3 separate regions of the Mus musculus genome follow, and regions 2 and 3 are each linked to region 1. Evidence: chromatin loops called from intact Hi-C (ENCODE). Cell type or tissue: heart. All regions are shown on one strand. Region 1 holds the start of 9430015G10Rik (RIKEN cDNA 9430015G10 gene). Region 2 holds the start of B3galt6 (UDP-Gal:betaGal beta 1,3-galactosyltransferase, polypeptide 6). Region 3 holds the start of Isg15 (ISG15 ubiquitin-like modifier).

What was found. Hi-C counts contacts between places; a loop is a spot of excess contacts. Peaks named below come from ENCODE experiments on the same cell type or tissue, not always from the same donor. Only the 100,000 strongest peaks of a DNase experiment are listed, where the experiment ranks them.
Region 2: a loop joins it to region 1, with 3 times the contacts of the local background. A loop is called at or near these places in 7 of 42 quality-filtered maps.
Region 3: it touches region 1 in a loop (5-fold over the local background); 9 of 42 quality-filtered maps call a loop at or near these places.

The regions. Positions count from the first base shown.
Region 1 is chr4:156,106,079-156,114,078 of GRCm38, reverse strand. It overlaps 9430015G10Rik (RIKEN cDNA 9430015G10 gene), which reads right to left and starts at 4,081. Exons shown (of 10, transcript NM_177205.1): 1 at 3,906-4,081; 2 at 78-190. In heart, CTCF peaks have their summits at 4,170 and 5,023 (motif pointing right); DNase peaks (open chromatin) are centred at 4,218 and 4,788; H3K4me3 peaks cover 2,195 bases; H3K27ac peaks cover 1,977 bases.
Region 2 is chr4:155,987,686-155,995,685 of GRCm38, reverse strand. B3galt6 (UDP-Gal:betaGal beta 1,3-galactosyltransferase, polypeptide 6) reads left to right here and starts at 3,008. Exons shown (of 1, transcript NM_080445.4): 1 at 3,008-6,220. The coding sequence starts at 3,070. The coding sequence ends at 4,047. It overlaps Sdf4 (stromal cell derived factor 4), which reads right to left and starts at 2,843. Exons shown (of 7, transcript NM_011341.5): 1 at 2,352-2,843. In heart, CTCF peaks have their summits at 2,585 and 3,247; DNase peaks (open chromatin) are centred at 2,585 and 3,835; H3K4me3 peaks cover 3,443 bases; H3K27ac peaks cover 2,538 bases.
Region 3 is chr4:156,199,146-156,207,145 of GRCm38, reverse strand. It overlaps Isg15 (ISG15 ubiquitin-like modifier), which reads left to right and starts at 6,328. Exons shown (of 2, transcript NM_015783.3): 1 at 6,328-6,440; 2 at 7,080-7,722. The coding sequence starts at 6,438. The coding sequence ends at 7,562. Gm46878 (a long non-coding RNA gene) reads right to left here. Exons shown (of 4, transcript XR_003955191.1): 4 at 7,643-8,000. AW011738 (expressed sequence AW011738) reads right to left here and starts at 3,862. Exons shown (of 1, transcript NR_030671.1): 1 at 1,118-3,862. It also overlaps a transcript of Perm1 not described here. In heart, no CTCF peak of the experiment used is centred here; DNase peaks (open chromatin) are centred at 3,215, 3,995, 4,495 and 6,318; H3K4me3 peaks cover 2,711 bases; H3K27ac peaks cover 2,319 bases; H3K27me3 peaks cover 367 bases.

The sequences.
Region 1 (8,000 bases):
GAGACACCATGAGATTTTGTCTCAAAATTAATAATAATAATAATAATAATAATAATAATAATAATAATAATAATTACCTCTATGAAGACTTTTTACTTAGCAGCGGCCCCCGAAGCATTGAAGGAGCAGGCAAGCTGGGCATTTCCAATTCTGGAACAATAGTAGTCTGAGCTTCCTAGATAGAGGAATTCTAAGAGAATGCAGAGAAGTTTCAGTTTGAGGCTAAAAATGAGGAATTAAACTCTCTGGCCTAGGGCAGTGGGAAGTCCCACTTGAGGGATTATGTGGGTCCACATGACCCTTAGGGGTTCGGGATGATATAGGTCTAGTCCTCTGAGCAGGGGACGTAGGAATTTGTACTGTAATTCACTTTATACTGGATTTAAGCCAGGACTGTCAAGGCAATGACCACACTGCAAGAGGCAAGAGGTGGTGTTCAGGCCCGCAGGAGTTATCTTTGAAGCCTTATCCGGAGCCTTTCTGGCACTCATTAGTACATGTGTTTTGTTTCAGTAATGCATGCTGGGTTTCAAAATACATTCTGTCCTTGACTTAACTCTTCTTTCTAAGGTATGAAATCTTCTTAGAGACATATTTATATCATAGTCTGGCTGCCCCTCAACTGTAAGATGTAATCATATTTCAACCTTTCTGTGAATTTAAGGTTTGTTCACCCATAGACCTGCCCTGGCGGAAAACTTCCAGATGTTAAACAGACCCTCTCTCTGAGAAGAGCATCCCTAAGCTTAGGTCAAGTTAAAAAAAAAAAAAAAAAAAAAAGTCCAACATTAATCAACACTGCCACGTGTTACATAATTTCCACACAATAACCAACATCTACTTCAAATAGACAAGTCAGGGGGCTCTGAAAAAATGTGTACCCATGAGGCCACCACTGCAGCAAAAAGCTATCAGTATCGGAGCCTTCTATGAGCCCCACCCCCACCCCCGCTTCCTCAACCTAAACTCCAGGCAACCAAGCTGACCTTGTCACTGCAGTCTATAATTTCATATAAATAGAACATACAGTCTAAGTGGCTCCTTCCATTCAGCACCAAGCATCTTTAGGCGTGCTTTGTTATGCGTGTTCTGTTCACTACCATGTGACTGCTATGAGGCTATACTCCATTTCCTTTCCCTATCACCTGCTAACAGGCTCCTGATCTGATTGTATCACTTGGGAAATCACAGGGCCTTGAGCACACACTATGTGAGCCTCTATTTCTATTTCTTATAGGTAAATACCAAGGAATGTGTGTTGGATCAGAGAGGTTTAATTTGTCACTTTTAGTACCTCTTTACTTGCCCACCAGTGAAGCAGAAAGGCTCAAAGGTGCTGCATCCTCACCAATATCTGGTGATGTACTGGCGGGCACCTAGTGGTATCTTATGTTATCAGCATCCCCCTGACTAGTAACGGTTGGCATCTTTTCATGACATTAGTCACACGTGTGTCCTATTGAACTGTCTTTTCTCATCTTTTATGTGTTTTAATTGGGTTATCTTCCAATTAGATATGGCAGTTCTGTAACATGTACTTATTCGCTCTGTGTGTGCATGAGTATGCACATACATGCCACCAGACACATGCTATATAGCATGTATGTGGCCATCAGAGAACAGTCAGTTCTCTTCTTTTACCCTGCGGATTTCAGAGATCAAATTCAGGTTGTCAGCCTTGGCTGTAAACCCCTTTATCCACTGAGCCATGTCACTGGTTCAGCCATTCTGAATGTACTTTTTAAGTTTCTGATTATTTGTTTATGTCATATTTACACATCTGCTAAGACATGCATGGAGGTCAGAAGACGACTTGTGAGAGGCAGTTCTCTTCTTTCACTATGTGGGTCCTACACATACTTTCCTGTTGTGCGTGGTGTATACACGTGTTTAGAAGTGTGTGTACACCAGAAGTCAGCAGTGACTACTCTCCACCTTATTTTGTGTAGTGCATGTGTGCATGGGTTCACTTTCCCACGGCACGTGTGGTGCTCAGAGACAGGAGATGCATGTCTTCCTCTATCACTCTCCACCATTGTTTGTTTGTTTGTTTGTTTTGGAGACAGGTCTCTCTATAATCCTGGCTGTCCTAGAACTAGCTGTGAAGACCAGCTGGCCTTGAACTCACAGCGATTCCCCTGCCTCTGCTTCTCTGGTGCTGGAATTAGAGGTGGGTCATAGGATCTTTCACTGAACCCAGACCTCATCACCTTTGCTGGATGGTCAGCCTGCCCTGAGGAGTTGCTTGTTTTCCTTCTACTCAAACTGGGATGAGGGAGGTACGCCACCTGCTCTTTCAATAGGGACTGGGAATCTGAATTCAGGCTCTCATGCTTACACACGCATTTTACCCTCAGCCATCTACCCAGTCCCCATCCACTGTATTTTTTGAGACAGGCTCTTTCATTGAACCGGGAGCTCATTGATGCGGCTCAGCTGACCAATCAATGAGCTCAAGAACCCATCTGACTCCATTCCTCACATTAATGTGGGCACTGTGGCTACAAACTCATCCTCATACTTGTTCTGCAGGCACTTTTAACTGAGCTATCTTTGCCACACCTTTTTATTTTTTTGAATTAGGATCTCATTATGAAGGCCAACCTTGCCTGGAACTCACTGCATCACTATGTAGACCAGGTTGGTCTTCAACTCCTGCCCCTGCCTCCCAAAGTGCTAGGGTTACAAGCATGGGATTACAGACCACTGTGCATGTGTGTGCAGTCTTATGTATTTCAGGCTGGTCTCAAACTATGTAGTAGATGATGTCTTTCAAGCTGATTTTCTTTTGAGATAGATTCTCATCATTAGGTAGCTACACAAGGAGTAGCATTGTTGAATACCTGTTCTTACCCACTATCCTGGAGCCTGGAACTCAAGAGATTTGCCTGCCTCTGCCTCCGAGGTGCTGGGAATGTGTGCCACCATTGCCTGGTAGCAATGTTCTTTTAATGAGTTACCTTATAGATCCAAATTAACATGAACAAATGCAAGCCAGTTCCGAAAGGTTGTGACAGATGCTGCTAGTGGACAAAAGAGCTCACCTAAGATGAGTTAAACTCATCAAGATATGTGCTTGCTTTGTTTTGGGGAAGATTATTAAGGCCAGGATATGGAAGTCAAGAAAAGAAACTATTAGCCGAGTTACGGGGCCACATGCCTTTAATCCCAGCCTAGTCTACAGAATGAGTTCCAGGCCAACCTGTCTCAAAAAAAGAAAGAAAAGGAAGGGGGGATGGGGGGGGGTGGAGAAAGAAACTATCTGCATAATTCAGATCTGTAGTTCCTTCTACGAGCTTCTAAAAATAAAAACGGACTCAAATTATTGTCTAGCTCTTAACGTAGTTACCAAACTATGTTTGTAACCTGGCTCAACCTGGTGAAGCCAACCCATGACTTTCTTGCGGGATTTATTGTAGAGGAGAAGCAAAATGTGAGAAAGCCCCAGATTCAAATCCTGCCCCCACCCCACCTCGGCCACACACAGCACCACAAACCCACAAATTAAAAACAAAACAAAACAAACAAACAAACAAACAAAAAAAAACAGTTTTGCCTTCTTTGTACACTGCAGTGAGACTAAGAAAACCCAACAAGATTACGAGACAACGGCAGGGGTTACATGGCCAACCCCTTTCCCAAAACAATAAAAAAACAAAATACTGGGCTAAGTTCGACACCTTTACATTTAATGCGCCGAAACGCGGGAGGATGTGTAACTCGCTGATATAGTGGCTCTCACGGCAAAGTCCTCAAGAAGAGCACATCCCGCGGGAGGACCTCGCCCCCTTCACGACACCAACCCATCTCCCACGTCCTCCACCTCCGTGCAGCTCGCGGTCCATGTCCCCTGCAACCTCCCCGTCCCTCCATCCACCACGCTCCACTCCCGGCTCCGTCCGTACCGCCTCCTCACTGACAAGATGGCAGGCAGCGAGGGAGGCGCTGCCCCGCTAGGCCCTGCATTAGTCTCAGAGTCCCAGAGTCTGCGCTACCCGCGGCCTTTACGGCGTCGCTGCAGCCGCCACCTCCGCCAGAGCAGGGCCCTCACTCACCACTCGCCAGCCGAGCTCCTTTCGTACCGGCCGCCCTGCGCGCGCCCCGCGAGCGTCTCTGGGATTTGTAGTCTCTGGCCCGCCCCCGCCCAGGCCGTGGCGAGGGCAAAAAAACTACAACTCCTAGCGGCCCCTTCGCCCAAGTGCGTTTACCCAGGATTCCGTCCTGGCAGCGGGTTTGCGTTCCCAGCGCTGACTGGGAAATGTAGTCCAAGAGGACTTGAGCCTAGGGAGGGAAGGAAACGACTACATTCCCCAATAGTTCTAGGGGCGGCCAATCATCGTAGTCCTTGTTAGGTGGCCGGCCTTGGTTCTAAGCAAGGCTATGGAGTGTAACGTCCGCCTCGCTCCAAGAGGGTCACAAAAGAATTCAAAGCTGGAGCCGGGTGTCGGGGCGCACGCCTTTAATCCCAGCACTGGAAGGCAGAGACAGGCGGATTTCTGAGTTCGAGGCCAGCCTGGTCTACAAAGTGAGTGCCAGGGCTATATAGAGAAACCCTGTCTCAAAAAAAAAAAAAAAAGAATCAGAACTGCCAATCAAGGCTATGGTAGCCTTTGAAATATTTAACTGGCTATAGTTCGTGATTTGGCTAGCCCCATTTCAAGATGAAGACAAAGTTCAAATTCATTCTTTTGTAAAAATCGGGACTTTCTAATACATCTTTGGCGTGTCTGCTTAGGGAGCTGGACTCTGGTTCCTCCCAAATGGGAAGCCACACCCACTCTTAAGCCGAGCATGGTGCCTCTGGGGTCACCAAGTGGAATGCTTAGGAGGAGTCTTGTCTCTGGGCTGCCTGATCGCCCCGGCCTCTCACTTTGGAGGCCTCGGGTACTTAGGCTTCTTCACAGAAGCTAAAACTCCATGGACGCCCCACAGTAACACAAGGAGGAGGCACTGTACTTTTTTTTTTTTTAAAGATTTATTTATTATTATATGTAAGTACACTGTAGCTGTCCTCAGACACCCCAGAAGAGGGCGTCAGTTCTCATTATGGATGATTGTGAGTCACCATGTGGTTGCTGGGATTTGAACTCAGGACTTTCAGAAGAGCAGTCAGTGCTCTTACCCACTGAGCCATCTCACCAGCCCTGGCACTGTACTTTTTGAAAGCTTACATCTTCTCTGAAGTGAGGTAGAACCACTAGACCGCCCCTGGAAAAGAGCAAAACTGTGTGCACCAGGGCTCTGTTTTGAACAAAGATTAGAGAGTATCTGTCAGGCTTGGTCCTGTTTTTTTCACCCTGCTCTCTGCTAGGCCTTCCTCACTTCCTCATGACCTCAGTTTCTCTGATCTGGTAGAGCTGGTCAGACAACTCAGCATTCTTTGCACCACCGCGATTTACTCCTCTCTGGAATTCTACCCTAAGGCCCAGTGGATCTAAGAATAAAGCTGTGGTCTTTCTTGGCCAGCCGCAGTGACTACAGCAGCACGGGGGGGGGGGGGGGGGTGTGGGGGGGGGACTGTGGTAAAATGGACGAGATTCTTCCTAAATTAGTGACATCAGGACAGACAGGATTTCTGTCTGTGTTGCTTTTTTTGTACTTCCTCTGGGCTACCCCCAGGACCTCTAGTATTTCTGGCAAGTATTAGGAAAAGACAGATGACTTTGAAAGGGTTGTGTGTGTGTGTTCATCAGAGACTTGACATCCACGGAGCGTTGGTAGGCAGTGAGTATGAGGGAAGAGTCATACGCAGGACACTAGCACCTCTTCTTTCACTATAAATGCTTCTGCTAGGATGGAAAGGTGTCTGCGGGCTCAGGAACCCAAGAACCACACAGCTCTGAGAGGAAGCCTCCTCGCATTGCAGCTCCCAGGGGAGGGATCCCCAACTGAGCTGAGGAGCTCAGGACCCTCAACTTCTTAGCTTCTTTTCTTGGCTTCTTCCAATGACAGAGTAACTCCAGGCAGTGAATCTCACAAAGGCTATTTATTCAAGGGAAGAATCCAGGAAGAGGGACAAATCCAGGGACAGATGCCCTCTGCTCCCAGGAGTGAACATCAGGGAAATGGGCACAGGGCAGTGAAAATAAGAATTTTTGAGAGGGCGGAGCTTCTCAGGGCAGAGATGACCAGAGTGAGGATTTCAAGTCCTGAGCTTGGGAATCTCAAAGATTGGTAGACTTTCATGCTCAGGGGTTAGTGGGGTGTGTGTGTGTGTGTGTGTGTGTGTGTGTGTGTGTGTGTGTGTGTGTGTGTGAAGTTCAGGGATTGGTAGTTTTTTCCCGCTTGGGGATTTGTGGGTTTTCCACCCCCTTTTCCCTGCGTTGGGCCCAGGGTTGCCATCTCCGTGGAGCTGATAGCAGACCTATCCCCAGCCCATTTTGTAATATTACTGTAGTCAGTAGGTTTATTTGGCCTTGGAGGGTAAGGGTAGCCTTAAGGTTTTCTGAACCTCAAATCCCTATACACAGAATTCACCACTCTAACTCTTGCAAAGCGCTGTCTAATCCAGTTATAGTCAAGAGCACAAGATTTTAAGTTTCCTTGGTCATCTGAGTATAGACTTAAGATTGCTTCTTTATCGGCCAGCAGTCAGGAAAGCAGGGGCAGGAGTATCTCTTAGTTCGAGACCAGCCTGGTCTACAAAGCAAGTTCCAGGACAGGCAGGGTTATTATACAGAGAAACTCTGTCCCAAGGGAAAAAAATAAGCTTACCATGCTGAAAGCATCTTTGTCCAATCTATACATCCAGCTCTCTGAACAGATGAAAGAGTGTTCACGCTTTTAATTCTGAGCTATAGCTTTTGCTGTGACTTGAAGGCATGAATCTGTTGTTGTTGTTTTGTTTTGTTTTGTTTTTCTTTCTACAATGTGGATTTCAGTACAGATTACAATAGTGGTAATGCTAATGTGTCTAAAAATTTTATCTCTTAAAAAAAAAAATCTTTGGGGCTGGTGAGATGGCTCAGTGGGTAAGAGCACTCGACTGCTCTTCCGAAGGTTTGAAGTTCAAATCCCAGCAACCACATGGTGGCTCACAACTATCCTTAAAAAGATCTGACTCCCTCTTCTGGAATGTCTGAAGACAGCTACAGTGTACTTACATATAACAAATAAATGAATCTTTAAAAATATTTTTTAAAAAAATCTTTGGCTGCACGGAGGCCAGAGAGCAGAAGGAGAGGACCCAGGCCCCCTCCACTGGGGCAGCCCGGGAAGTGTCCAGAGCAGCAGCAGCGAAGCAGTTACCACCTGCCCCGGCCACGCCGCCCTCTTGGAGTCTTTGTGAGTTTTCCATTTAACCCTGGACATGCTATCCCGAAGCCACTTGGTTTGGTTCTTTTATTCATTAAACATGTGTGGGTTTTTTTTTTTTTTTGATTTTTTGTTTTTTTGTTTTTAAATCCGTTCCTTCTCTTTTTTTTTTTTTTTTTTTTTTTTAAAGATTTATTTATTTATTATATGTAAGTACACTGTAGCTGTCTTCAGACACTCCAGAAGAGGGAGTCAGATCTTGTTACGGATGGTTGTGAGCCACCATGTGGTTGCTGGGATTTGAACTCTGGACCATCGGAAGAGCAGTCGGGTGCTCTAACCCACTGAGCCATCTCACCAGCCCCCGTTCCTTCTCTTGAAAGGTGCTATGAGTTTAGAACCCTTTGTAAGAACTCCCTGGGCAGACAAGAAACTCCACGCTTAGCTGCTTGACGCAGCAGGTGCGTGGGAGTCCTCAGATAAAGGGATCAATCAATCATAACTTATTTCTTTTTCAGTGTTAAGGTAATAGCTGGCTTTTATGTCCACTAAAATATTTATCCAAAAAAAAAAATAGTATTTATCTAGTTTTCCCCACCACCTTGTCAATCACACCTTCTGGTAGGAGGCAGAAGTCAGAGATGCTCTTAGCAGGCAGCTACTTACCAGTGGTATGTGACAGGCTTCCAGCTACTCATTCAAAAAAGGGGTCCCCTGTTTTTAAGGAACTTGAAAGCAAAGCCTGC
Region 2 (8,000 bases), 120 kb after region 1:
CCTCTGCTACAGCGCAAGGCAAATCACAGTCAGCTGCCATGGAGAGTCCAGAGCAGCCCCACATCTTTATGCCTGGGATTAAAATGGAAGCACACCCTTATAATATTTGTGATTTTTAAAGCAACCAAAATTCCAAATTCTCACTATCAACCTTTAATCCCAGCACTTGGGTGATAACCAGGGCTACACAGAGAAGTATTGTCTCAGGGAGAGAAAAAAAAAAAAAAAAAAAAAAAAGACAGACCACCACAGTTAAGTGGAAGCAAATGCTTCACTAAATATATTTATTTCATAACATGATTTAATAATCAGGACCAACCATATATTCCAGCAGGATATGGTGACATTCAACTTTAATCCCAGCACACAGGAGGTGGACATGGGTGGATCTCTGAGTTCAAGGCCAGTCTGGTCCACACTGTGAGCTCCAAGCCAGCCATGGATAAACAGTAAGATCCTATCTCCAAACAAGATCCACACACAAGGGGCTAGGGATATATATATATATATATTATATATATATAGCTCAGGCAGGGGTGAAACACTTGTCTGGTGTGCTCAAGTCCTAGGGCTGATCCCAGCACTACCGGGGGGGGGGGGGGGGGGGGAATGAAGAAGAAAAAGTGAAAAAGGAAAACAACAAATGATGTTTTTACTTTTTAAAAAAGAAACTGGAGAAATGTACTTGGCCAGGCTAAAGTTGCAGCACTTCCTGTACCCTAACCCCACACACCAACAACACAACAACGTAAACCTGACTCCATTCCTCCCTAATCACTATTCCAGTGTGTATTGGACGGCTGCGGTCACTCATTCTCCAGACCCCAGCTTGACCACAGAGCTCTGTGACCTTGGTTAAGGCATCTGACCTTTGCTGTAGAGAATCTATTATAAGCATCACCTGTCAATAAAAAAGCCTATGGTTAATGAGCTAAGGCAGAGAATAGGAGGTGGGACATCTGGCAGGGGTAGAGAGAATTCTGGGAAATGCTCAAGGATTTGCCCCGGAATGATGAGGAGACGGGTGTAAGAATACAAGGAGAAGAAAACAGGCATGAAACTCAGGAGTTTCATCTTGTCATAGCTTCTACACATATCAGTTTCCAACCAGTAGTAAAAAGGAATGCTAGTGACACCTGTAGTGGAGGTGACAATGATACCCCTTGATTTGCCATCAATCGAAGTCAGATGGCATTCTATTTGTCAAAGTCACAACTGTTTTATGATCATTTGTTAATCTCTACCTGGGCCTAATTTCTAAATTAAAATTTGCTGTACCTATAACAGTCTACTCAGGACTTAGTTCCACCTAGGTTTCAGGAATACACAGGGTGGCTGGGGGAATATCTGTACTTCTTTGCCATCCTTACATTATAATTCTGATGAAATCAAACTATATATTTTGTTTCTTTTGCTTTTTTGTTTTGTTTTGAGACAGGGTCTCACAATGAAGCCTTGGTTGGCCAGGAACTTGCCAAGCAGACTGACTAGGCTTGCTTCGAGTTACAGGCAGTAGACTCAATAGTTCAAGGCCAGCCTCAGCTACATAGTAAGTTCAGGCAGGCTACATGAAACCCTGTCTGGAACCTATCGCTAACAACAACAAAAGAGGAAAGGGAAAAAAAAAAAGACCACCAAAGTCTAAAAACCAACAGTGTAAAACAGCCCAAAAGCTGGTAGTGGACTGATGATTTAGCCCAGTAGTAGAGCCTTTGCCCAGCATTTACGGTGCTGGATTCGATCTCCTCCAGCAACACAAAAATAGGAATGTAAAGAAATAAAGCCTGGCAGGAAGAAAAAAAAAAAAGTTAAGTAAAAGAAAAGAAAAAGCCTTTAATTCTAGCACTAAGGAGGCAAAGGCAGGCGATCTCTGAGTTCCAGTGCAGCCACTCTGGTCTACAGAGTGAGCTCCAGCACAGCCCGAGCTACACGGAGAAAGCTCGCTCGTCTCGAAAAACGTCAACAACAACAACAGTAAGTAAAAGCAATGTCGGTTTAAGAACTACGCCGAACAGTACCGGAGAAGAACGCCCACCAACCCGGGCTGGGCAGGAAGGTTTTACCCAGGCCTTCCATTTCCAGCTCACACTACTAGAACTCATGGCGCACGTTTTACCAAAGGGGAAACCGAGGCAGAGATGCTGCTGGACCACAAGTTGAGGTCACAACGCCAGCCGGTAACAGAGCCCCGAGCCTCAGATCCCCCGCGGCAGTGAGTTCCGGAAGCAGCAGCCGAGGAAGAGGGCGGCCCGCGGGGTCGAGCCGGCTCAGACCTGGCGCGATTCGAACGCTACCCGAATGGCCTCCCAAGCCCGCCCCTCGCACGGCGACTGCAGGGACCCCTCACTCACCCCGGCTTCTGATGCGCCGGGTCTGGGCGCCCGCCAAGTCTTACGCAGAACTCGGCTCAGGCCGCCGCCATCTTTCTTCCGGGAAGGGGCGAATAAGACAACCGGGAACGGTGGGGAAAAAAACACCCGGCCTCCGGTACGAATCTCGAAGCCGCCATCTTTCTTATGGGCGGAAGCAGCCTCTGCGAAGCAACCAATAGGAATGGCGCGCGGGGTCACGTGTCAATCATTCTGGGCCCAGCCCTATCCTTCAAAGCCGCCCTGGATATCAGCTCCGGGGAGTCGAAACCCCCAGCCACGGTGCGCCTCGGGGCTCCTCCCACGTTACCAGGCCTAACCGGCCGCGCCAGTCTCCGAGTCGCGCAGGCGCCTTCCAGCGTCCGAGTCGAGTCGCGCAGGCGCCTTCCAGCGTCCGAGTCGCGCAGGCGCCTTCCAGCGTCCGAGTCGCGCAGGCGCCTTCCAGCCTCCGAGCCTTCCAGTCTCCGAGTCGCGCAGGCGCCTTCCAGTCTCCGAGTCGAGTCGCGCAGGCGCCTTCCAGTCTCCGAGTCGAGTCGCGCAGGCGCCTTCCAGTCTCCGAGTCGCGCAGGCGCCTTCCAGCCTCCGAGTCGCGCAGGCGCCTTCCAGCCTCCGAGTCGCGCAGGCGCCTTCCAGCGTCCGAGTCGCGCAGGCGCCTTCCAGCGTCCGCGCCTGCGCTCCTCGGCGGCCTCTCGCCCGCAGCATGAAGGTATTCCGGCGCGCTTGGCGGCACCGGGTGGCGCTGGGCCTAGGCGGCCTGGCGTTCTGCGGCACCACTCTGTTGTACCTGGCGCGCTGCGCTTCCGAGGGCGAGACGCCCTCCGCTTCCGGAGCCGCTCGGCCCCGCGCTAAGGCCTTCCTGGCGGTGCTGGTGGCCAGTGCGCCCCGCGCGGTCGAGCGCCGCACCGCAGTGCGCAGCACGTGGCTGGCACCGGAGAGGCGTGGCGGACCCGAGGACGTGTGGGCGCGCTTCGCCGTGGGCACTGGCGGCTTAGGCTCGGAGGAGCGGCGCGCTCTTGAGCTCGAGCAGGCGCAGCACGGGGACCTGCTGCTGCTGCCCGCCCTGCGCGACGCCTACGAGAACCTCACGGCCAAGGTCCTGGCCATGCTGACCTGGCTGGATGAGCGCGTGGACTTCGAGTTCGTGCTCAAGGCGGACGACGACTCCTTTGCGCGCCTGGACGCTATCCTGGTGGACCTACGCGCACGGGAGCCCGCACGCCGCCGGCGCCTCTACTGGGGCTTCTTTTCCGGGCGCGGGCGCGTCAAGCCGGGAGGTCGCTGGCGAGAAGCAGCCTGGCAACTCTGCGACTACTACCTGCCCTACGCGTTGGGCGGTGGCTATGTCCTTTCTGCGGACCTGGTGCATTACCTGCGCCTCAGCCGCGAGTACCTGCGCGCGTGGCACAGTGAAGACGTATCGCTGGGCACCTGGCTGGCACCAGTGGATGTGCAACGGGAGCACGACCCACGCTTCGACACGGAGTACAAATCTCGAGGCTGCAACAATCAGTATCTGGTGACACACAAGCAAAGCCCAGAGGACATGTTGGAGAAGCAACAGATGTTGCTGCATGAGGGCCGGTTGTGCAAGCATGAGGTGCAGTTGCGCCTTTCCTATGTCTATGACTGGTCAGCTCCACCCTCCCAGTGCTGCCAGCGCAAGGAGGGCGTTCCCTGATGTCACTGCAGGTGCCGGGGTCTCTCCTGACACAGGCCAAGCATCCTGAACAATCTGATAAATGATCTGGGCTGAGCTTGGTTTATCCAATTGCTGTTGAGACCTTGGGACTGATGGCCAGAGACAGCTAACAATGTCTAGTCCACTGAGGGTGCCATTAGTGGTCTGGTGTAAGGCCTACCCAAGGACATCTGGTTATGAATGTGGAGATTGCATCTGAGCGCGTGCGCGCGCACGCGCGCGCACACACACACACACATGCACACACACTGACCATGTAATGCCACCTATCAGCCATCTGGAGTGTGAGGGAAGGGCCTCCTCACTTGATGAGTTTAGAGTGCCCTCATTCTGCAAACTCTGCAGCTCACTGCCCATCTTGATTGTTCTGCACAGCCTCACCTGCAGACTGTGTTGAATTCATCTCAAAATGTTACTTGTCAAAGTTGTCTTTGTATTGTTCAGACAGAGTTCCATTCTGTTGTGTCTCCCGTTTTTTATCTTTTGTCATGGACAAGTATGAGGTTTGACTTGATTTTCAAGTCAACTAGGTTAGAATTTTTGTCTCAGTGGATAGAGGTTGATAAATATAATGCAGTTTGCTTAGACCTATTTATAAATATTGTATGCTTGCATAGATAAGAATTTACAGAGGCAGGCAAATCTCTGGGTTCAAGGCCAGCCTGGTCTACAGAGTGAGTCCAGGATAGCCAGGACTATGCAGAGAAACCCTTAAATTTTTTTAAGTTGGGAGTGCACGTCTTAATTTATTTTTAACTAAAGGAAAATACTTGTGTCAGATTTTGTATCTGTGGATTAATCTGTCAACAGCCTAAGTGGCCAACCCCACTTCTGGGTGTGTTTAAAGCATAGAAGAATATTTAAACTATCCATTTCTCTTTCAGGTTTACACATAAATCAGTCTTTTTGTGTGTGTGTTTGTTTCTGAACAGACATGACTTTTAAAGCTTTTCAGGGTGTGTGAGCGTATGGACTGTAAGGCACTTGGGATCAGAATGTCCACACAAAGTTTGTCTTTCAAAGTGGTTTATTCACACCAACAGTCTTTACAGTATCGGGCTAATATAAAAGTTAAGCAGCTGTCTCACCAAGCAGGTTCCACCGTGTGATCTCTGGGAATACATTTCAGAATACTTCTCAGCCACCACCCACCGTCAAGGCCTTCAGTTATCAATTGTGGCCGACTCCAAGGAGGTCCTTGAGAGTGTAAGCATGTGGCCAGTCAATGGCGGGCTTAAGTGGGCGGAGTAACAGCACCTGAAGTTCCGGGGTGACTGAGGCCAGGGCCACCAAGAGAGTCTCAAGTCCCTTAGGTATCAACATGGGAGGGTATGGAAGCCTTGTCACAGGAACATTGACAGTATGATCGATTGACAGGCCATCCCCAGGGTTCTCATTTCCTTGGGTTCACGGCCATATCAGTGCCACCTTAAGGTTAGTTCATTAGCATATCAAGGCCTATTCTGGACTGCAGGGTGGGCTGCCAGTGGATTTGCTTCTGAGGTGTAGCTCTTGTCAAAGCTGCCTAGTGGCAAACTCGAGCATTATTTCAAATCACACAAGAAGGCCTTTGAGTTACACAACATGGTTTTTAAACTATGTTCCATACAAGCTTCCACAAAGACCTTCAGATTCCTGGTGTCTCAGCAAAGTTTCAGAGATCCAAACCTGTGTTGAGGCTTCCTAGAGTCTCTCTTAAGGAAATAATATTTGCTACCTAGCATAGCACCCCAACCACACAAACTTTAACAGTAGTACATATCCCCTTTTAATGTTTAAAAAAATTAAGAGTATACTTAGAAAAATATAATAAGGTGGCTCCAGGATAAATGGACAACCTGAGCTGGCCATGACCTCCAGCTTTGGATGATGTTGCAATCTCTGCTATTTTAATGGGACTGATGTTTGAGGTTTTGTTTTTATGAGACAGGGTCTAGCTATGTAGCCTAGACTAGACTTGAACTCAACCCTGCCTAATCTCCTGACTACTGAGATTACAGGCATAAACCACCAAACCAAGTTTACATTAACTTTTTGTTTGTTTGATCTGTATAGCCTGAAGGTATTCCTGCCTGGGGAACTGTGGATGCGGAGAGACATGCCCTGATTGCCTGTCATTAATTTGCTTTTAAAATTTCAGGCTGTAAACTTGAACGTGTTTGGATTCTTCCTTTTCCTTTTGTTTGTTTTCCCCCACCCCTGTTATTTTAAACCATGTCCAGCTAGGCTATTTTCTTTAGAATATTCAGGACTGGAGTGTTAAAGCCCCGGCTCTGAAAGGAGGAGGTCCTTATCAGTGACTGATCCTCCTATGTTCATAACGTGAGGCAGTCAAGTCCTGAGTGAGATTAGGAGGTAGGAGGCCCAGTACACTTTCTGCTGAGCTCCTGAAGAGATGATGAACTGCCTGGTGTATACATTGTTCGTAGAGTATGAGATCCAATGGGGCTTAAAGGTGCCATGCCCTCACAGGTCTGGTGTTTTTTAGGGATGTTGATAACAAGACCAAGTTTCATACCAATCATTTTTACCTAGGACGTTTCACATGAACCTTGGAATTGCTTGAGGAGTAGTTAGGTCTCTGTCCTTCACAACGAGCTTGAAGAGACTAAACAACATGTAGGACCATGTGGCAACCAAGACTCACGCTCAGGGCTCCAGATGACTGCTCAAAAAACAGCACAGATGCCAAAAGTCCACAACTAATGTAAGCTGTAGAGATGATTCAGTCAGTCAAGTACTTACCATGTAATTATGAGGTCCATAGTTTGATCTCTCCGCTTGGCACCCACGTAAAAAGCTAGATGTAGTGATATGGGCTTTAAATCCCAGTACCAGGGGAGGCAGAAACAAGAATGTCCAGCCAGGCTATCAGGAATCCCCAGGTCCCAGTACAAGACCCTGTGTCAAAACAAGATGGCCAGCTCCTGAGGAATACTCAAAGTTGACCTCTATTTAGCCTCCAAACATGTGCCCACTGACACACACAACAATAAACCCCACACTTGTTCAGGGTGTTGTGTGGTACTGTTCCTAGGGAGACATCTACTCACTCCCAGCCTCCCCCACCAAAAACAAACAAACAACAACAGTGACAGACCAAAGTGAAAGATATCTCCAAAATCCAACTTGGTAAACCAATGAGTTACTGGGTTACTTAACAGGAATATCTGGGTAATCAGACCACTCAAAACCAGCTGCATCACCAACAGCTCACCTCAGCACAGGACAGTTTATGAAAGCTGAAAATTTGAAGTACACTGCAAAACTTACAGACAGTTCAACAGGTTGGAGAGTGTCTTTCCAAGCATAGTTAAGTTGGCCCGAGGGCCCTTCCCCCACCCCCAGCCCCATTGGGCTCAGCCTCCTTATCTCCTCTATGTGGCTCAGCTTGTCTGAGACTGTTTTTCGGCAGTCCTTACACCTTACATATGCTTGGAGAAGGAGGGACCCAATGAATCCAATCAGCGACTTCCTGAAGCTCTGGGCTTGCTAACTTCCAGTGTTTAACCAGTTTCCTTACAGATTGCAATGTCTTATCTTCCTTCAGAAAATCCTCCGTTTTAAAGAGCTTTCCTCCAAGATGGGATGTTTGAAATGAGAGGAAGCTGCTAACCAACACGGAAAGCATTTAAACTGAGCCCAGAGATAGCTAGTCAGTAAAAGCGCTATCCATGTAAACCTGACAACCACCTGAACACAGGTAGGAAGCTAGATGTGGTGGTGCACATTTGTAATTGTGGCACTCTACGGCATAAATCGAGGTAAAGTAAGAACTACTAGAGCCAGGCATGGTGGTGCACGCCTTTAATCCCAGCACTCGGGAGGCAGAGGCAGGCGGATTTCTGAGTTCGAGGCCAGCCTGGTCTACAGAGTGAGTTCCAGGACAGCCAAGGCTACACAGAGAAACCCTGTCTCAAATAACAAAAAAC
Region 3 (8,000 bases), 93 kb before region 1:
CTTTTTTGTGCACAACTACTTAACAAACCTCAACCAACAATGACCAACAACAACCAACAAACAATCTACCCTGCCACTCAGGGCCCTAGCATTTATATACCATCTGAAATTCTCCAGAATTCCAAATGCCACACAACCACAGAAACTATCTGCAGCTGGCAAAATCATGCCTCTACTAGAGCACAAGGCAAGTCATAGTCAGCTGCTGTGAAGCAGCCCCACACCAGAGAGTAAAACAAAAACATATTATTATACTATTTCTGTGGGGCTTTTTGAAAAGATTTGTTTATCTATTTCATCTATGTGGGTATACTATCGCTGTCTTCAGACCCACCAGAAGACAGCATCGGATGCCCATTACAGATGGTTGTGAGCCACCATGTGGTTGCTCGGAATTGAACTCAGGACCTCTGGAAGAGCAATCAGTGCTCTTAACTGCTGAGCCATCTCTCCGGGCCTATTTCTGTGTTTTTTAAGAAAACCGAAATTCCGCCGGGCTTGGTGGCGCACGCCTTTAATCCCAGCACTCGGGAGGCAGAGGCAGGTGGATTTCTGAGTTCGAGGCCAGCCTGGTCTACAGAGTGAGTTCCAGGACAGCCAGGGCTACACAGAGAAACCCTGTCTCGAAAAAAAATCAAAAAAAAAAAAAAAAAAAAAAAGGAAACCGAAATTCCAAAGTTGTTACTACAGGGCCAATATGACCCACTTCTAGTGCTCTCAGTTGACACTTCTTCCCTAGGCCACACCTTTTCCCCCCACCTCCTGAAGGTGAAGTCTAGATATAAGTACCTCCCCTTTCCTTGAATACCCTTCTGCAGTGAGCAGTTCCCCACCTCCCACACAGACTCTCCTGCTAAGAATATCCTCCAGTTCGTTCCTTAGTACCAATGTCCTCCCTGCCTCAGGTCTGAAGGTTACAACATGTATCCCACATGGCACGTATTGTTCAGGATCAATTGCTCCAGCTCCTGGAAATCCAGGAAGATTAAAAGCAGTGGGAAAAGCAGGGATGACAAGTTTAGCAAAGACTTCTCCAGATTTCTCCCCGGCATGTACAGCGTGTTTCAAGACTCTCCAGGGATGGCCTATTGAACGAGGTGGTAGATCAACCTGTTTTAGTTACTTGCTTTACTTCATGGTGGCTTGGGTGCAGCTTCCAGACCACTCACAAGATACTCTACGGGCTTCACATCTCACACAAGGAAATCATAGCACTCACTCACGAGCAACTCGAGGATCAAGAGGCATAAACAGCATAATGGTGACTTTGTGGAGTATGAATGTCCTAGCCTTTGTGCCTGATATTTTCAATAGCATCCAGATGCCAGTGATCACGATAATGCAGAAAGAAACTCCAATCTTCTCCCACCGGATGTGCATCAGGTCTTTGACTCCTCATGAGTCTCTCTCGAATGTTGAGTTTTGCCTCCCAACTACTTAATTCCCAGAAATAGTGACTCCGAGACTTATTTATTAATAAATGCCTGCCCTACAAGCTTTGGCTCCTTCCTGCTAACTCGTAACTCAGTTATCCCTTTTATTCTAACCTGAATTCATCTGCATGGCTGGTTCCTCTCCTTGTCTTTTACCTCCATCTCCTCAGCATTCTGATGAAAATCTCTCTTGTTCCTGACGAATTCCCAGATTCTCATCTCTGCCAGATGTCCCACCTCTTACTTTCTGCCTCAACTCATTGGCCGTAAGCGTTTTTATTGGCAGATGACGCTTCCATACAGTTAACAACAGACACTCTGTATACTCTGTCTAGGGATGATGTGTCCTTGCCAGCCTGTCCTGCAGGAATCCCTGCCTGTGTTGCAGGAAGGGAACTGGAGTTGGGAAAGGGAAGCTCAACTTGGCTAGAAGCTGCTATCTTTATGTTGAACCATGAGAATAAGCAGAATGCAAATAGCGAAAATTTAGGTTTCATGGCAGACAAGGTCAGCTCTCCCCTAAGTGCAGCACAAATCAACACAGATCACCTTTCAGGGTCTGGAGAAGAGTATGAAATTTATTATTATTTCTTTTAAAGACAGGGTTTCCCTGTGCATCCCTGGCTGGCCTGGAACTCACTGATCTGAAACTCACTATATAGACTAGGCTGACCTCAAACTCACAGTGATTCACCTGCTTCTACTTTCCAAGCACAGATTACAGGCATGTGCCACCATGCCCAGTAGTACCAGGGCTAAGGAGATGGCTCAGGGGGTAAGAGCACTTGTTCTACAAGCATGGAGGACTGGGTTTAAACCCATGTAAAAAGCTAGACATGACTGTCCTGCCTGGAACTCCAGCACAAGGAATAGGGGACAGACATTGACAAATTCTGAGAGCTCACCTTTCAGCTCAATGAGAGATTTCTTTGGTTGTTTTGGTTTGGTTTTTGAGACAGGGTTTCCTGTGTGGCGCTAGTTGTCCTGGAACTTGATCTGTAGACCAAGCTGTCCCCAAACTCAGAGATTTGCCTGCCTCTCCCTCCTGAGAGCACTGGGATTAAAGGCATGGATCACCCTCACCACCACAACCCCGTCCCACCATGGTTACAACCCCACCCCACTCCTGGCAGAAGTCTTGCTGTTTGCCCATGGATACATAGTAGCACATGCATACATCACAATCACACACACACACACACACACACACACACACACAGTTATTTTTTTAAATCAGGAACCCCCCCCTTCCCATACTTCTCCCCAATCACCTTACTGCACCGAGACAGCTTGGTGACTGTCACCTTCTTGGTTGCCCCCTATTGGGGTCCATATTATATCCCAGGGTAGTTGCAGACTCCAACACTAAGCAAAGCAAAGCCAACCCTGGAGTGTGAGGGGACACATCCCCATCCGTATATCCCCGACTAGAAGAAGGGCTTGGGAAACGATCTGGGTCAGGGATGCCAGAGCTAGGAAGCGGTGCTACTGAACCATATGGTTTAAAACCAAACAAATGCGCCGTGCGACTGTAAATACGCATTCTCTGGTGCAAGCCTGCAGTCGTAAGACAAGCCACACTTCACCGCGGCCACAACCTCCAGGTTCAGCTCGGGCCCAGAGACCCGGTTCTCGAGTGGGAGGAGGTACTGGAGTCAAACTTCTGCAAATGCACCACGAAGGCGGGAGGCGGGCCGGCTCCTGGTTCCAGCTGGGACAGGCAGGCGACCCCCTCACATCCTGCCAGGAAGCAGATCGTCTCGGTGAGACACTTTCTGAAAGAGCCCAGAACTTGCCCAGGGTCTCAGGCTCGGCAAAGCCATCTTGCTGAGCTCTCAGGGTTAGGATTAGGGTTAGGGAGCTGCAAGCGCGGGAATCTGTCCCTGTCCCGCACACAGCTCACCTCCACGCAGTGACCCCAGCTGTCACCGGGCCGTGTAGGCGCTGCAGATGTCTTTTACGCTCATCTCCAGGATGTCAGCTGTCCTCGGTTTTGTGAGCTTGGGAGCCGTGGAGGCGGGAACGCAGGACGGGTGGCAAGGCAGAGAGTTACCCTTCCCTCTGAATCGTGGGCTCTGAGTGAGGGCCACAGAAGGCCTGGGAACCGGGCTTCGCCCCGGCCTCCACTCACATCCTTCCTGCGCCCGCGGTCGCAGTGACGGTCGGGAGCAGAGCCAGGCTTGCACTGACGCGCGCTCGCCGCCCCTTCTCCAGCTTCCAGGACTTTTAGGTAGAGCCGCGCTTGAATCCGGTGTTCCGTTGTCCCTCGCTCGACTTTGCGGGTTTTGGCAGCGTTGCCCACTGGTCTGGGGTCCAGGTCCAGCTAGCGAGGGCTGAGACGCTCGCCCGGCTTTCCACGCTGTACCTGGCGCCCCGGTGCGCACCGCGTGGGCGAGCGCCTGCGACACCGAACCCGGAGGCCGAGCTCTGAGCGCTTAAATACGGCGGACGGGGGGGGGGGGGGGGGAGCGGCGGGGCTGTGAATCCTTCTCGACTTCAGTTCCCACACTCCTCCCAGCCAATGAAGAGCCAGCCTCCAGCCCGGCCTGCCGCCCGCCCTCTCCGGTTGTTACGCGTAGCCGATCTCCGGCTACGAAAGTGAACCCGACGACGTTGCATCCGAGAGGTCTCGGGTTAGAGTGGGCGGGGCGGGGGCTCCTGGCTCACTTAGTTTTGGAGAAGAAGCACCAGAGGGTATGGGAGGCAAGTCATGAGCACCTGGTAGGAAATCCAGAAGGATATTTCTCCAAAAACTAGAAAGCAAATCCTCAGGACTGTGAAGTCAGGACCCACTGAGGCTCCTCACACAGCCCTACCCAAGACCCGAGCAGGATCAAGACAGCCACTTGTCTCCTCAGCCGAACAGCATTTGCTCATGGGCAGCGTTGTTTCCAGCAAGGAGCCTGAAACTAACACAGAGGTCTGGGAACAAGCTTGGGTAGAAAGATGAACCAACACCAGACACCGAGACTAGAGAGGGGTCAACTGGTCCTGGTCACCTGATAAGTGACATCAACTGATATCACAGGGCAGCGGAAGGACGACTTCGTGCAGTGTAAGGATAAGGATATCAGTGGTGACAGAAACCAGATGGGATGATGTCATGGTGCCAGTGATGTATCCTGAATTACCCCACCGCTAAGTTCAGCCAAGAAGAACTCAAAAACTTAGGGCAAGTGAGGCACAGCCGCACGTGCCTTTAATGTAGCATTCAAGAGGCAGAGACAGAAAGAGCTCCGTGAGTTCGAGGCCTGCCTGGTCTACAGAGTAAGTCCCAGCACAGCCAGGGTTACATAGTGAGACCCTGTCTCAAAACACACACACACACACACCAAATTTTTTTTCCAAAGGAAAATAAGAAAAACAGGGCCATTATTATTTTAATGGTTGCTATTGTTTTCATTCTGAGTTACACTGCTATACATACAGACATTTTGTACTCAGGTTACTAAGCACAGCGTAGCCTGGCAGCTGCCTCCATTCAATGGAGGTGGCCTGAGACCACAGGAGGGGCTAGACACCCTACTGGTGGTCCTACTTCTTTAATTTTCTTTAAATATTGGGCTGGAAAGATGGCTATGTGGAAAGTGATTGAAGAAAACATTCAACATTAATCTCTGACATGTATAAGCACACATATGCATGCATATAAGCAAAATAAAGAAAGAAAGAAAATTTATATATTCAGTTCCTTCTTCTAAATTTCTAATTTCCTGCACTCACATATACACAATCCCCCCCCCCCAAATACACTGTATCCACATAATTAAAACTAAACCTTAAAAAAAAAAATCTAAGCCAGGCAGTGGTGGCACATACCTTTAATTCCAGCTCTTGGGAGGCAGAGGCAGGCAGATTTCTGAGTTTGAGGCCAGCCTGGTCTACAGTGTGAGTTACAGCCAGAAGGACAACCAGGGCTATACAGAGAAACCCTGTCTCAAAAAACAAAAAACAAACAAACAAAAAAAAAACAAAAAAAAAAAAACAAAAACAAAAACAAACCAAAAAAACAAAAACAAACAAACAAAAAAAAAACCAAAACTGAGTACTAAGTATATAACTCAATTGTTAGAGTACTTACTTAGCATGCATGAAGCTCTGGGTTCTGTTCCCAGAACTGCAGAAAATGGCACAGAAGATGAATCACTAAAATCTCAGAACATGAGCAGGAGAAACAGAAGGACCAGTTTAAGGCCAATTTTAAAGTGAGTTTGAAGCCAGCATGGACTACATAGCAAAGACTACTTCAAAAACAAACTCATCTGACTCAATGTATCTTGATGTGAGCAATACTTTGTTTGTTCTCTTGGCTTTTCAAGACAGAGTCTTGGTGCTTGTTCTGTAGACCAGGCTAGCCCTGAACTCAGACATCCACCTGCCTCTGCTTCCCCGGTGCTGGGATCAAAGGTGTGCGCCCTGGCCCAGCTACAATAGGGTCTTAATAAACTGTTCTAGGACAGAAATGCTTCCTACAAGCCCCTCCCCCCCAAAAAAAAACTATTGTTCTAAACTAATAACCAATAGCAGTTGTCTTTGGGCAATTCTGATTGGTACTATGTTATGCAGTTTCTGAATTATTATGCCATTTTCCAAGACAACTAATTTCCAAGCTAACAAACGACAAATACATTTTCTATTATTCGTTCCTATTCTGACTTTTACATGCCTTGTGAAGGACCTGAAGGGCGTTTAGGGAGTTTTAGAGCACACAGGCCTGGTTACAGCTTTGACCCTTGAGAGCCAGTCCCTTTCCTTCCCAACTACAGTTTCTTTTCATTCAGTTTTGGTTTTCCCACTCATTTAAGGTATGCCGTAGGAAAAGGAAACCGAAACAGAAAATAGCTCTGGTTTCTGGAAACTCCGCCTCTTCACACCCACAGCTCATACTTAAAAGAGTCGACCCAGTCTCTGACTCTGAGAGTCGATCCAGTCTCTGACTGTGAGAGCAAGCAGCCAGAAGCAGACTCCTTAATTCCAGGGGACCTAGAGCTAGAGCCTGCAGCAATGGTGAGTCCAATTTGGGACAGAGGCAGATGGGTTTCATTTTAGTTGACTTTACTCCATTCCTTGATAGGGTCTTCCAGAGACAGAATAGTCACAGTATGAGAACAGAATATAATTGTTTAAAGCTCACTCCTGGGGGGCGGGGGGGGGGCAGGTTCTTTTGCTCAGATACCAGCTCTAGATCCCTTAAGGCTGGGCCCAGAAGGCTATCTTTATGGGTGAACTGAAACAATGTGATGGTTGTGGGACCCTTTAGAACCGAGGCCTCCGTATCATATACCTGGATGGTTCCCCTAATAGAGGAGAGGATGGGGTGGGGGTGGGGGGGGACATGGATGGACGTGGGGGCTGGCCCTGTGACTGGTGCTTTGCATGTAGTAACTCCCAGCCAAAGTTGCTAAGCCGGTGGTTCTCAGCCAAAGGATTCAGGAACCTTTTGGGGGCCTGAATGACCTTCTGACAGGAGTCGCATATCAGATATCCTGCATATAGCAAAACCAGTTATGAAGTAGTGATGAAAGCAGTTTTATGGTTGGGGGTCACTACAACTCCAGGAGCTGTATTAAAGAATGGAAACATTTTATTAGAGTCATAGCATTAGGAGGGTTGAGAACCACTCCTAAATCCATGTGATGCTTGCAGGCCTGGGACCTAAAGGTGAAGATGCTGGGGGGTAACGATTTCCTGGTGTCCGTGACTAACTCCATGACGGTGTCAGAACTGAAGAAGCAGATTGCCCAGAAGATTGGTGTGCCGGCTTTCCAGCAGCGCCTGGCCCACCAAACTGCAGTGCTCCAGGACGGTCTTACCCTTTCCAGTCTGGGTCTGGGTCCCAGCAGCACAGTGATGCTAGTGGTACAGAACTGCAGCGAGCCTCTGAGCATCCTGGTGAGGAACGAAAGGGGCCACAGCAACATCTATGAGGTCTTTCTGACGCAGACTGTAGACACGCTTAAGAAGAAGGTGTCCCAGCGGGAACAAGTCCACGAAGACCAGTTCTGGCTGAGCTTCGAGGGAAGGCCCATGGAGGACAAGGAGCTGCTGGGGGAGTATGGCCTAAAGCCCCAGTGCACAGTGATCAAGCATTTGCGCCTGAGGGGTGGGGGAGGGGACCAGTGTGCCTAAGGCCCCCATCCAGAGCCAGTGTTGGTTATAAAAGATGATGGGGGGGGGGGTATGGAGGACTTTTGGGATAGCATTGGAAATGTAAACGAGGAAAATACCTAATTAGAAAAAATATCAAAAAAAAAAAAAGATGATGCAATAAAAAGCTCTGCCTCTTGTTTGCTTGTCCCTCTCCAGAAATGCCCTTCTATCCATGGTGAGAAGGCTCTGGGTTGCCAAGTTAAGAGACAAGGATTTCACAGTGAGAGCCTAGTGAGGAAATGCCCCTTCCAGACCCTTTGAGTAATTAATTCACTTCTGGAGAAAGACACTTTTGCTGGGACCCAGTCCTTAGTCTCAGCCAGGCCCTAAAAATGTCCCCATGTCTACATATGGCTCAGGGACAGGTTAGGCCAGTTTCTACCAGTAGCAGGATGAGGCTCCTAATGGAACCAGTGA